2 separate regions of the Mus musculus genome follow, and region 2 is linked to region 1. A link is a contact called in ENCODE POLR2A ChIA-PET data. All regions are on one chromosome and are shown on one strand. Each heading gives the region's core, a stretch centred on a gene start or an enhancer-like site at or near the end of the contact. The rest is flanking DNA. Distances are from core to core; before and after follow the strand shown. Region 1 holds the start of Mlf2 (myeloid leukemia factor 2). Region 2 holds the start of Mrpl51 (mitochondrial ribosomal protein L51).

Region 1 (6,167 bases), core at 2,332-4,831:
TTATCTACCATATGCAAGGTCCTGGTTACACACACACACACATACACACACACACACACACACACACAATACACACACACACATACACACACACATACACACACACATACACACACACACACAATACACACACATACACACACACACACACACACACACATACACACACACACACACACACACAGAGGCATGCAAAGATAAAATGGAATGGTATGAGATTCTTAAGGTTTTCTGTTTGCTATCTTTTCTGACATCATCTCACATAGAGACTTGCTATGTATCTCTGGGATTACAGATTTATATCTAACAACATGGCAACATCCTTACAGTCTGAGAGAAGGAAGAGAAAGGACTTAAAGAAAGGAGACAGGACAGCAAATAACAGACAGAAAAAGAAACCTGGAGATATAGCTTGCCACGGCGGCACCCAACTAGAATCCTTGTAGCCAGGAAGCTAAGGCAGAGTTACCATTAGTTCAAGTGGTCCAGCCTGGGCTATATAGCAAAAACCTATGTCAAAACAAACGCAACACACAGGCAAGGAGACTAAAAGACCACACCTCAAGGTGGCAGGGGCTGTCTTAGCCTTGTCTGTCTGTTTAATACACTAGACCCAGCACAGAGCACGTGCTCATTAAACAGCTGTTGAGTGGCCAAGCAATGTAGAACTTGCTTTGATGGCCAGGTAGGGAGCATATACCTTTAGTCCCAGAGCTACATAGTGAGAGTGTGGGAGACTTGCTTTCAAAAGAGACAAGAAAAAAGAACATTTGTGTAGGATATCTTTAAGTGTAGGTGGCAGAATGCTCATTGAAGTAACATTCTTTTGTTTTGTTTGTTTTTTCAAGACGAGTTTTCTTTTCTTTTTTAAATATTATTTGTTTCTGTTTATACAAATACACTGTAACTGTCTTCAGACACACCAGAAGAGTGCATTAGATCCCATTACAGATGGTTGTGAGCCACCATGTGGTTGCTGGGATTAGAACTCAGGACCTCTGGAAGAGCAGTCAGTGCTCTTAACTGCTGAGCCATCTCCCCAGCCTGCTACATCCACTCCAGTAGTGACAAGCGCGACAGGCCCCAAAAACCTGGGTGCTGTCCCGAGGCGAAAAGTTCATGGAAACTTAGTCTCCTGGAACCTTGGCATCCTGTATAACGAATGCTCCAATGTCCTTGCTTTAGTTGGTGAACAGATCTGTGTGCTTTCCCTTAATATTCCTTTATTACAAGTGCTCCTAAGGATTGATATTTTGACATATAGCTAAGTTAGATTCTAGGCAGTTATTGATCCGACCTTGGGCATGGATAGCTAAGTCACTGCCTTACACAGGAATTTACCATTATCTAGGAAGAAGTAAGTTTGTGATCCAAGGAGGAACCAGAGTAGATACTTAGAACTATAGATAGCTGAGTTACACCCATACACAAGTATTTACAATGGCCTAGGGGGAAGGTGGACTATATTATAGACTAGAGAAGGATGTAGCCTTGGCTGTCCCAGCTCTCCGGAGCTTGATTGCTCTTCTCCTCCCCCTTGCTCCCCTCCCATACCAGGCTGACCTCAAACACCGAGATCCACCTGCCTCTGCCTCCTGAATGCTGGGATTAAAGGTCACCACTGGCCAAAGTAACCCTTTTATATAACCAGATTTATTTTTATTTTCTATGTATTTTTGCCTATAGGTGTGTACAATGTGTACACAATCCCTCTAGAGGCCCAAAGAGGGCATTGGATAGCCTGGAACTGGGGTTTTACCGATTGATGATTGAGAGTCACAAAGTGGGTCCTGGAACAAGGTCCTCTGCAAGGTAGCAAGCTCCTTTTTCAGATTTATTTTCCGTGTAGATGTGTGCCAGTATGCCAGGTGTGTACACACCCTTGATTTCTGCAGTGCATGTTAGAGCTGCTGGAGCTGCAACTCTGCAGCCATCCTGGGTTGCTCTGGAATAGCAGCAAGCTTTATTTATTTATTTTTTAAATTTTATGCTTTTGGGTTTTTTGTTTGTTTGTTTTTAATTTTATGCTTTTGTTTTTCTTCTAGATAAGCTATGTAGCCCAAGTCAGCTTCTAACTCACAGAGATCATCCTTTTTCTGCCTCCCTCCCAGTGCCCCACCAACCAGCAGGCATGTTTAGCCACTGAGCTGGCTCTGCAGCTCTGAGGTACTCTGGATGGAATGTCAAAGTGCTTTTCTTTAGAGCAAGAAGAAAGGACAATTGTCGGGTGGGATACCAAGAGGCATTTAAAGAAGGTCTTATATATCAAATATCAATGAAAAACACATTTTCTCCTTTTTTTTTTTTTTTTTGGCTTCACTTTGCCAATCTGTCAGCTTACGTTAACTATATCACTGTTTCTTCTCTTAGCACTATTTTTTTCCCACTAGCAATGATCAAATCGAAAGAAGCTGAGAGTCTCTGCTCCCAATCTTTTCCTGAGTAACCACTGACCCTTTTCCCTCAGGGAGTTGGTTAGAATAAACCTTTCTCTTCAGATCAGGTTCCACACGGTACCAATGTGGCTGACAGCCAGAGTAAAGAACTTGGGACAGTTTTGAGTTTGGATCTCTGTGGGTCAAAGTCTACCCAATACAGTTCAAATCCTCTGACCCAAAGGGGAGGGCTCTTCTCTCCAGCTCAGCCAGATTTTGTGCAAGACAATTAGTATGTCAAAATACCAGTCTCTGGCTTTGGAGTCAGCCCTCTTGGGCTTACTTTTTAGCTCCACCCCTGGGTGATTCTGCTTAATTTAGCTCTCCACCCCTTTATTCTTCTAAACTTTAGTCCCTTGACCTATCTACCTGCTCAGAACAAAGAAAGTTTTAAAGACCTACGACCTAAAGGAACTGGACTATAGCTTAGTGGTAGGGCATGTGCTTGGTATGCCCAAGGTCCTGAGTTGGGTCCTGAGCACTAAAACCAAAACCAAAAAACGACAACAAAAAGCAAACAGACTTCAGAACTAACGCCTTTGCCCAGGCCAACCCTTCACAGACAGGTCCTGGAGTGGTCCAGAAGCCTAAGCCAACACCGAGTCCTAAGGAGCTAAGGATCCAGCCCGGCCCAGGATCGCCCTCTGGCGGCCAAACTCCCAACCTGGATTCCCTTCCCTGGTTGGCCTTTTCCAAGGCTTAACTAGACCTGAGCTAAATTGTCACCTCCTTCTCTGCGTCACTCGGAGGACACCGCCCGCCCGAGCGTCTCTCCAGAGGGACAGGCCCACGCGCTCCCCTGGTTAAGCGCCCCTCCTGCAGTGTGTTTAAAGGTCCCCGCAGGGATCCGCCCCACCGATCGCCCCCAGACAGCCCGCCTCTCCCCCCCCCCCCCCGCAAAAAAGGTGCGGCACACCCTGCCCCCACGTTGCGCTCAGCCGGTCCCTCCCGATTCCGCTCCGCCCCCCCCCACCTTTGCAGGAGCCTCTTCCTGTCCCCAGATCCCCGAGCCAGCTTAATGACACCTCCCACCCGCCCCAGAGGACCCGCCCTCCGGGGCTCCACGGCGCGCGCGCCGCCCTCCCTCCCAAGCAGGTGGGCGGAGCTCCCGCAGCCCGCCCCCGGGGCCGTCCGTCGTGACGTCACTTCCGTTCGGGCCTGACCGAAGATCGGCTTCTCGGGCCGAGGGCGGGGGTACGGAGGTGGCAGGCGAAGGCAGGAGGCGGTGCGGGAGGCGAGAAGCTGCCGCGCGGACCAATCCTTGCGTCCCGGGCCGCGACCCTGCTCCTGCAGCGCCCCGAGGAGAGGCCGGCCGGATGGGCCGCTGAGCCGGAGTCGGGGACCGGTGAGGCCAGGGCGCCGCGGCCCGCACGGCTGCAGGGATGCGATCCCGGGAGTGGACCTTCCTCTCCGGCTCGCCCGGCGGGAGGCACGGGCTGGGGCAGTGGCGGCCCGGATCGGTGGGCAGTGAGGCCTGCCCGGGGAGGCCTGGTAGCGCCCAGTGCCAGCAGAAGGCGGAGTAGTTGGGGGTCATTAATGGGGTGGCGGGCCGCCGTTCGAGATTCTCATCGAGTCTGGCGTCGGAGGAGGAGCTGACCGTGGCTCGGGGAAGAGAGGATGGCGGGCGGGGGTGGAGGGGCACCACTAAGAGGCTTGGGAAAAATTCCATGACCGGCTTGGAGAGCTGCTGGCTCTCAGGTCTCATAGGTTATATGGCTCACCTGGCGAAGGATCTTCCCTGGAGTTTGGAGGGGTCAGTGATAGTGTATGCAAGAGGCAGCCTTAAGAGTAGCAACACTGAGCTGGTGTGCATAAGCCTGGCCGCCTGCAGGAAACACAGCCTCCGTATCTTCACAGTGTGGAGCCCCCTGGAGCTGAGATCACGATGTTCCGCTTCATGAGGGACGTGGAGCCTGAGGATCCCATGTTCCTGATGTGAGAATTCCCTCCCCCTCGCGCCCTCAGCCCATTCGGATTCAGGTCTGAGCAGTTCAGGCAGACCTTTGAGTTGGTTCCCTTGGCTGGAACCAGTTAGAATTAGCTGGATACTCAGCTGCCGCTCTCAGAGGGAAGCCGGCATCCGTGCCACTGTGTACCCTGACTTCATTTCGGGGAGGTGAAGAAGGCTGGGGGTTAATCTGCCTTCTATAGTGTATGCTCACTCCGCAGGGACCCCTTCGCAATTCACCGTCAGCACATGAGCCGCATGTTGTCAGGCGGCTTTGGATATAGCCCCTTCCTGAGCATCACAGATGGTAACATGCCAGCAACCAGGCCTGCCAGCCGCAGGATGCAGGTAACAGTTGGAACATATCGAGACCTGGGGTGATTAGTTAAGTATGCTGCAGTTCTTGCCCTACAACCAGCTTTAAAGGGACATGACCTGCGTGGGAGGCAGACGAGTGGGGTCAGGAGTCTGGGAAAGGGGCTGTGTGACTCCTGTGGAAAGAAGGAAGGGGGGAACGGAGGCACTGACCTCCTTTGGTACATACAGTTGGTAGGGTGTAGTTCTAACTTCAGTTTCTCGTCTTGTAGGCTGGGGCTGTCTCTCCCTTCGGGATGTTGGGAATGGTGAGTCCCTGTCTTCTCTTCCTGTATCTCTTGCACAAGTGCATACACTCACGTGCGCGCGCGCACACACACACACACACACACACACACACACACACACACACCCCTTAAATGTTATTTCCAAATGCACCACTCTGGTGGTCTTAAAAATCTTCTCTTTGGATAGTTGACATGGTTCAGAGCCCATTGACTATAAGTTAAGGAGCTAGGGCTGCAGAAATGGCTCCCGAGTTAAGAGCACCTGGCTGTTCTTCCAGACAACCAGGGTTTGATTCCCAGCACCCACATGGCAGCTCACAACTGTCTGTATTTGTAGTCTTAGGGCATCTGATGCCATCTTCTGTTCTCCACCGTCATTGCATGAATGTAGAGAGCAGACGTACATGCAGACAAAACACTCATACACAGAAAGATAATAACTAGAACACTCAAATGCTACTGACACTCAGAAGTTCTTAATCACTGGGGAAAGTAAAAATGTACAGCGGTTCTTTTGAGGAGGGAAAGTTTGGGGTTCTTTTACAGCTCTAAATATTCAGAGGGGTTTTTTGGTTTTTTTTTGTTTTTTTTTTTTTTTGTTTTTTTTTTTTTTTTTTTTTTTGAGACCAAGTTTCTCTATAACAGTCCTGGCTGTCCTGGAACTCACTCTGTAAACCAGGCTGCCCTCAAACTCAGCTCTGTTTACCTCTGCCTCTCAGTGCTGGGTTAAAGGCAAGCCCTGTCAATCAACATTTAGCGTGATCAGAGGTTTTAATTCATTGCCTTTGGGTCACTTCCTTAAAGATCGGGATGAGCTGGGTGTGGTGGCGAACGCCTTTAATCCCAGCACTCTGGAGGCAGAGGCAGGCGGATTTCTGAGTTCCGAGGCCAGCCTGGTCTACAGAGTGAGTTCCTGGACAGCCAGGGCTACACAGAGAAACCCTGTCTCAAAAAAAACCAAATTTAAAAAAAAAAAAAAAAGATTGGGACGGCAGGCAGGAGAAGCATTAGGGCGGTCACAGAGCCGGAGAAGGTAGCCAGCAGTTCATGGGGAGGAACTTGAGTGGTCAGGCTAGATGTAAGAAGGAAAAGGGGTCTGTCCTCAGGTGAGTGGCTGGCCCCAAACCGCTGACTAGTCTTCTGGACTCTCATCTTTCCCCAGTCCGGCGGTTTCATGGACAT
Region 2 (6,167 bases), core at 2,361-4,860, 260 kb after region 1:
GTCCTGGAGTCAACAATTCTTGGTGCGTTCTGGCTCATGTTAGAGGAGAAGGATTTGTAAAAACTGAAGCTCTAGGCACCAGACAGAGTCACTGTTGCTCCCAGATACTAAGAGAGGCTGAGGCAGGAGGACTGAAAACTCCAAAGCCTCACTTTGTACACACTAGGTAAGCATGGTACCAGTTGAGCTACATCCCCAGCCCTTCTCTTGCTCTTGATTCAATCCCATGTTATTTTACTCACCAGGCCCTAGAAGCAATAGGCTTTAATATACATACCAAACATTAAGCATGTAGTAAGCTATACCATGAAAACGTGTGCACCCGTACTCTTAATGATGTTTCCATATTAATGAATCATCTAGCAACAGGCCTCTCAAACGTGTCTCCCCACACGGCATGTTTAAGTGACAAGCGACTATGTTGTGTGCTGTTGCAGCTATGTTTCTCCTTCACTGAACATCCTGGAAACATAATGTAGTTTCTAAACAGTGCTCTCTGAGAATAGGCAAGGCAAACCCTGGCACCGCCCACAGGACTTCTAAACTTCATGCATTTATTGTATGTGTGCTGGTGTTCTGTTCTGGTGTAGTGTGCACACACACACCTCTATCTGTCTGTCTTGTCTATCCATTCATCCATCCACGTACCACATGCACAAGTTACAGACAGTAGTGAGCTGCCTTGTGAATAGTGGGACTCAAACCTGGGTCCTCTGGAAGAATAGGCAGTACCCTTAACCTCTAAACCACCTCTCCAACCCCTAGTCTACAATTACCAGGACTATACATTGACACATGGTAAGAGGTAAAAATACAAAAACCGGAGCCGGGCAGTGGTGGCGCACACCTTTAATCCCAGCACTTGGGAGGCAGAGGCAGGCGGATTTCTGAGTTCGAGGCCAGCCTGGTCTACAGAGTGAGTTCCAGGCCAGCCAGGGCTACACAGAGAAACCCTGTCTCGAAAAAAAAACAAAAACCACCTTTTTCTCAAAAATGGCCCAGGACATTTTATGCCATGAATTCCATGTGGTGATACAAATAAACCAACCAACCAACCAACTATGGGACAACAAACAACTAAAGGCAGGGACTAGGAAAGACCTCCCTGGCCCAGATGGAGTGTCCCGGGGCTGTAGAACAGAAAGGATAACATCATTGCATGGAGTCTCTCACCTCTAAGCTGGGATGAGAGGTGCTTGACGGGCAGCACCTCCCGGACAACGTACTGATTCACACCTCCACTTTTCAGCAGCTCCTCTGGAGATAAGGGCAAGTGGAATTCAAAGTTGTGGGGAGACATCTTTCTCCCCCTGGTTCACCTAGAAACCAAACAGCAAAAAAAAAAAAGGCATGGTGTAAATCTACCAGTGTGTCATCTTTTGATTATGTGACAAGAACATTTCTACTGAGTCTACCCCAGGTTCAGTTCAATATAAATAAAATATATATTTTTTCAAATGTTTTTCAGTCTTATAACAGCTATATGAATCGTCTTATAAAATATAAGATCAGAGCCGCACAAAGTAACACATGCTTATATCTATGTCCCAAGTCCACGGGAATCAGTAGGATGGAGTTCAAGGCTAGTCTCGGCTACGTGGTGTGGGCTGCAAGAGATCTTGTCATAAAACACCCTCCCCTGCAAACCCTCACCCTCAATATAAAAGCAACTCTAGAGGAGAATAATTTTTTCCTTTAAGTTTTATTGCATTCTGATGAGAAAAGATACATAATTTCAATTTACCTGAATTTGTTACATATTTTGAGTAAATAGACTTACATCACATTCTTCTTTCCCTTTTGTACCCCAACTCCTCCCAGAGAGTCCCCCCTTTCAAAACCTGCAATACCTTTTGTTTTTTATCATATTCTTTAAAATTTATAAAATAAGCTGGGCGTGGTAGCACACGCCTTTAATCCCAGCACTCGGGAGGCAGAGGCAGTTCCAGGACAGCCAGGGCTATACAGAGAAACCCTAACTCAAAAAAAAACAAAACAAACAAACAAAAATATATATACATATAATATTGTAACAATAACAATGAGTATTATAAAAGTTGTGTGATATAACACAACAATCAATTGAACAGTCTTATGCAGATGTTTGTCTACAGCAATACTGAAAATACATATGTTTTTCTCGGTATAAATTTTAAATAACTCCAAATATATTAACTGTATGATATTTTAAAATAATATATCACTATTAGTTTTTTAAAAATCAACACAAATAGATCAAGTGAGCATAATTCTTATTATTCTGACACTAAGTCATTGAGTCTCATGGTCTCTGTAAAATGGTGTTGCTCTGGGGATCAAAAGAATCAAGGGATAAAAACTAGTCAATAGCCAGGGGTGGTGGAACATGTGTATAAAGGCAACATTAGAAGGCTGAGGCAGGAGGACTGCTGAGTTTGATGTCAGCCAGGACTGCAGTGAGGCTGCAAGGAGTACATCTCAACAACAACAACAACAACAACAACAACAACACAACAACACAAGACAATACTAATGAACTATTAAGTGACAATCAGTGTATACATACAGACTTATTGCTTCCATTTTAAAGTGAAAAAAATCCTTAAGAAATATTTTACTGAGCATTGGGGTTCCAGCCCAATCAATGGAATGGAAGGACATTAACTTCTACTTATCCTGTGCCTGATTTCAGTCTCATGGGGTGCAGAACGAAACAACCAAATTTACACATTGGGTAGTAAGGCTATGCGATTTTGCCCACACCACACATTCAGATTCTGATCTGTCAGACACACAGCCATACTGGATCTCAAGGGCATCCCTACCAGACCGTCGCTCCCGACCGCACTCCGGCAAAGGCTGCGTCACGTCCTGGACCTGCTTTTTCTCAACCTTTCCCTTCCCAACCTTTCGCACTGCCACATCTCACCTGGACCCCGCGACACCCCTCACCCGCCGCTTCTTCAACCGGAGAGCCCCCTGCTGAAAAGGAAGGAAGAAAACAATAGGGCAGGATACGCGCCAAACAACGAGATGGTTTTCAAGCTAGCGGAGGAACCGGCCAATCCGCGGCAGGCTGAGACGGAGACCCGCCTCAGCGCCAGGCGTCGCGCTCGCGGAGCCCGCAATTCCCTGTTCAAACCTCAACGGCTGCCAGGAGGCCAATCGCGACAGAGGCTGGAGAAGCCAACCAATCACAGCCCCGGGGGCGGGGCAAGCGGGCGAGGGGCGTGGCCCCGAGTCTGCGCTTTCCCGGCATCTCTACCGTAGTCGGCTAAGCATGGTCACCCGTTGTCTCTCCGCGGGCCGCCTAAAGCAGTCCAGCTTTTAACCATGTGGCGCCCGGCCCTGTACACTCCGGGAATATACTGCCCCAGCAAAACTCAGCTTGCCGTAGCGCCAGGCTCCCGTCCTCCACTTCCCTCACAGTTGAGGACGCGCAAGGGACAGGAGAGAGCTTATTTTAACGGAATTTCGGTTTGGGGGCGTCCTTTCCTGCGACAACAAACACCGCAGCGGTTCCATTCTTCCAGGGGCTAAACCGGAAGTATTTGACTGGACGCGCCTCACAGGCCGGAACTTGGAGGGCGGGGCTTGTGGCTGTGCGAGCCACCTTGGGATGACTCCCTAAGCTACCTGGGTAAGGCCCAAAATGGCTCCTCTTACTGTCACTACCGTGTGAGTCCCGCCTGGGACTGTAATCTGTGTCTTGGCTTTGGAATTCACACCCGCTCCCCATTTTTCCGGCTGGTTTGCTGCCCCTACTGAGGCGGACAGGCTAGAGTAATGGCAGGGAGTGTCCCTTGGGCGGCAAGTAGGAGACTGTGGGGCTGGGTGCCCTCGGCATGCCGAAGCTTCTCTCTGGGTAAGTGGCTTAAGTGTAGTAGGACGGCCGGCTAACGGCTTGTCACTGGGCAGTGCTGATTCATGCTTCTGTCCTTCCCTAGGCGTCCCACGGTTGGCCTTCGTAAGGCTCACTCTTCCACCTCCCAAAGTGGTTGATCGCTGGAACGAGAAGAGGGCTCTGTTTGGCGTCTACGACAACATTGGAATCCTGGGTAGGACGCGATTCCTGGTTTCTGAAGGATTAGTATGCTCTCTTGACTCTTTCGGTTTTATTTGTGGAGAGAATAGTAATGTGCCCGGGGCAAGCCTGGGGGCACAAACCTGTTACACGGGAGATGAAGCCAGGCAAGACCAGTCTGAGATGCGGAGAATAGTGAGGAGTGCGGGACTCAGTCTCACTAACACAGTAGTGGGCAGGTCTGAGGGCCAAAGCGAGTAAATGGGAGTGTCAGTATTTGAACCCAGACATTTCTGGCTGCAAAGTCTTTACTCCTTTCTTTCTTTCTTCTTTTTTAAATAAGATTTTTGTGTTTTCTGAATGTGTACCGTGTACTGCTCAAGCAATGCCTGCAGGTTCAGGGTGACTTCCTAGAACTTCCCTTTCAGGCAGTCGTGAACCTTCAGTTGAGAGTGCTGGGGAATCCTTTGGAAGAGCAAGTGTTACAAAGACTCTGTCCCTTGTACTAGACTGGTGTGTGCCTTGTCTGTCAGTAGTTCTGATCAGGGAGATGAAACTGTGTTGAAGGCCTAGTTGGGCTAGGCTGACTTCTCTTCTCTTGAAACTAGTATATATTCTGTCACGTTACAGGGAATTTCGAGAAGCACCCAAAAGAACTGATCAAGGGCCCAGTATGGCTTCGAGGCTGGAGAGGAAATGAATTGCAGCGTTGTGTCCGAAAGAAGAAATTTGTGGGAAACAGGATGTTCATTGAGGACCTGCATAACCTTAACAAACGGATCAGCTATCTCTACAAACACTTTAACCGACATGGGAAGTACAGATAGGACGGGAAATGTGTCACCCTGGAGAAGGGGAACAGGACTTATCCCAGCAAGGAGAGAGCTTTGTGTGCTCGATGTAATAAAAAAATGGGGCTCCTTTGGAATCTGATATGCCCAGTGCTACATTTACTCATGCACTCTGACGTCTGCCTCGTTCCTAAGTCACATGATCTTTTGTTACTATTACTTACAGCCCAGTTATGCTTGTGGCCTTTATAACAATCATTTATTGCTGGCACTTTCTGACACTGGCACCTCGTGTAAGTTTTTAAAGAATTTATTTTTATTTATTTTATCTTATTTTTTTGTAATCTTGGAGCTGAAACCCAGGGACTTGCTCATTCTAGGGAACTCTGCCACTAGCCGCCCAGGCCCTTGGAAGTGTAGCTGCTATTTCTAAAGACTCTGCCACCCCAAAATGAACTAGGAAAGTGAAATTACACTTTGTACTGCTCTTATCAGTTATAAGTTAGGGAACTTGTCTGAGTACCACAGCATTTCCCATCCTCTTGAATAGGGCAGTTTTGTGGAGGCTGACCTTGAGTCATGCCCAGTTTTATGAAGTGTTAAAGATCACACCCAGTATTACCCCTGTGTGTGCTACCCTGTTTGCTTTTTTTTTTTTTTTAGGGGAAAAAAATGTCATTTAAGAAAGATATTTTAGGGCTGGTGAGATGGCACTGACTGCTCTTCTGAAGGTCCTGAGTTCAAATCCCAGCAGCCACATGGTGGCTCACAACCACCCATAATGAGATCTGACGCCCTCTTCTGGTGCATCTGAAGTCAGTCACAGTGTACTTATTTTTAATAATAAAAAAGTCTTTGATCATTGGACCAGAGCAAGTGGAGTTGACCAGAGAGAGCAAGGTCAACTGAGGCAGCAGAGGTCCTAAATTCAATTCCCAACAACCACATGAAGCCTCACAACCATCTGTACAGCTACAGTGTACTCACATACATTAAATAAATCTTTTTTTAAAAAGAAAGATATTTTAATACAGGTTTGAGCATCAGGGCTATGAGAGAGGTGTTCAGAGGTAAAACACTTGAGAGCATGAGTGTGGGCTTCCCTGAGAGACTCTTCTATATGGCATAGTGCTGGCGTCTTGGATATACCAAGTACTTTATAGTGAGCTATAGACCCTCTGCTGCACTTTGCTTTTGTTAGTATATATTACAAAAATAATAGGTTTTGCTATGACATTCTTCATTTACTTCTTTTGGTTTTTTGAGATAGGGTTTTCTCTATGTAGCCTTGGCTATCCTGGAACTCAGTATGTAGACCAGGCTAGCCTTGAACTCATGGAGATAATACCTTAGTGTTGGATCTAAGGCTTAAG

Evidence for each region. ChIA-PET counts read pairs that join two places held with the same protein, here RNA polymerase II (POLR2A).
Region 2: POLR2A ChIA-PET joins it to region 1 with 18 read pairs in embryonic stem cell. The contact joins the promoter of Mrpl51 here to the promoter of Mlf2 in region 1. POLR2A ChIA-PET finds 5 or more read pairs at or near these places in 2 of 5 experiments (Patski and embryonic stem cell).

The regions. Positions count from the first base shown.
Region 1 is chr6:124,927,807-124,933,973 of GRCm38, forward strand. It overlaps Mlf2 (myeloid leukemia factor 2), which reads left to right and starts at 3,582. Exons shown (of 9, transcript NM_001170341.1): 1 at 3,582-3,780; 2 at 4,293-4,370; 3 at 4,605-4,731; 4 at 4,971-5,006; 5 at 6,148-6,167. The coding sequence starts at 4,321.
Region 2 is chr6:125,188,590-125,194,756 of GRCm38, forward strand. It overlaps Mrpl51 (mitochondrial ribosomal protein L51), which reads left to right and starts at 3,611. Exons shown (of 3, transcript NM_025595.3): 1 at 3,611-3,844; 2 at 3,927-4,037; 3 at 4,634-5,803. The coding sequence starts at 3,766. The coding sequence ends at 4,830. It overlaps Ncapd2 (non-SMC condensin I complex, subunit D2), which reads right to left and starts at 2,997. Exons shown (of 32, transcript NM_146171.1): 1 at 2,909-2,997; 2 at 1,174-1,319. The coding sequence starts at 1,300.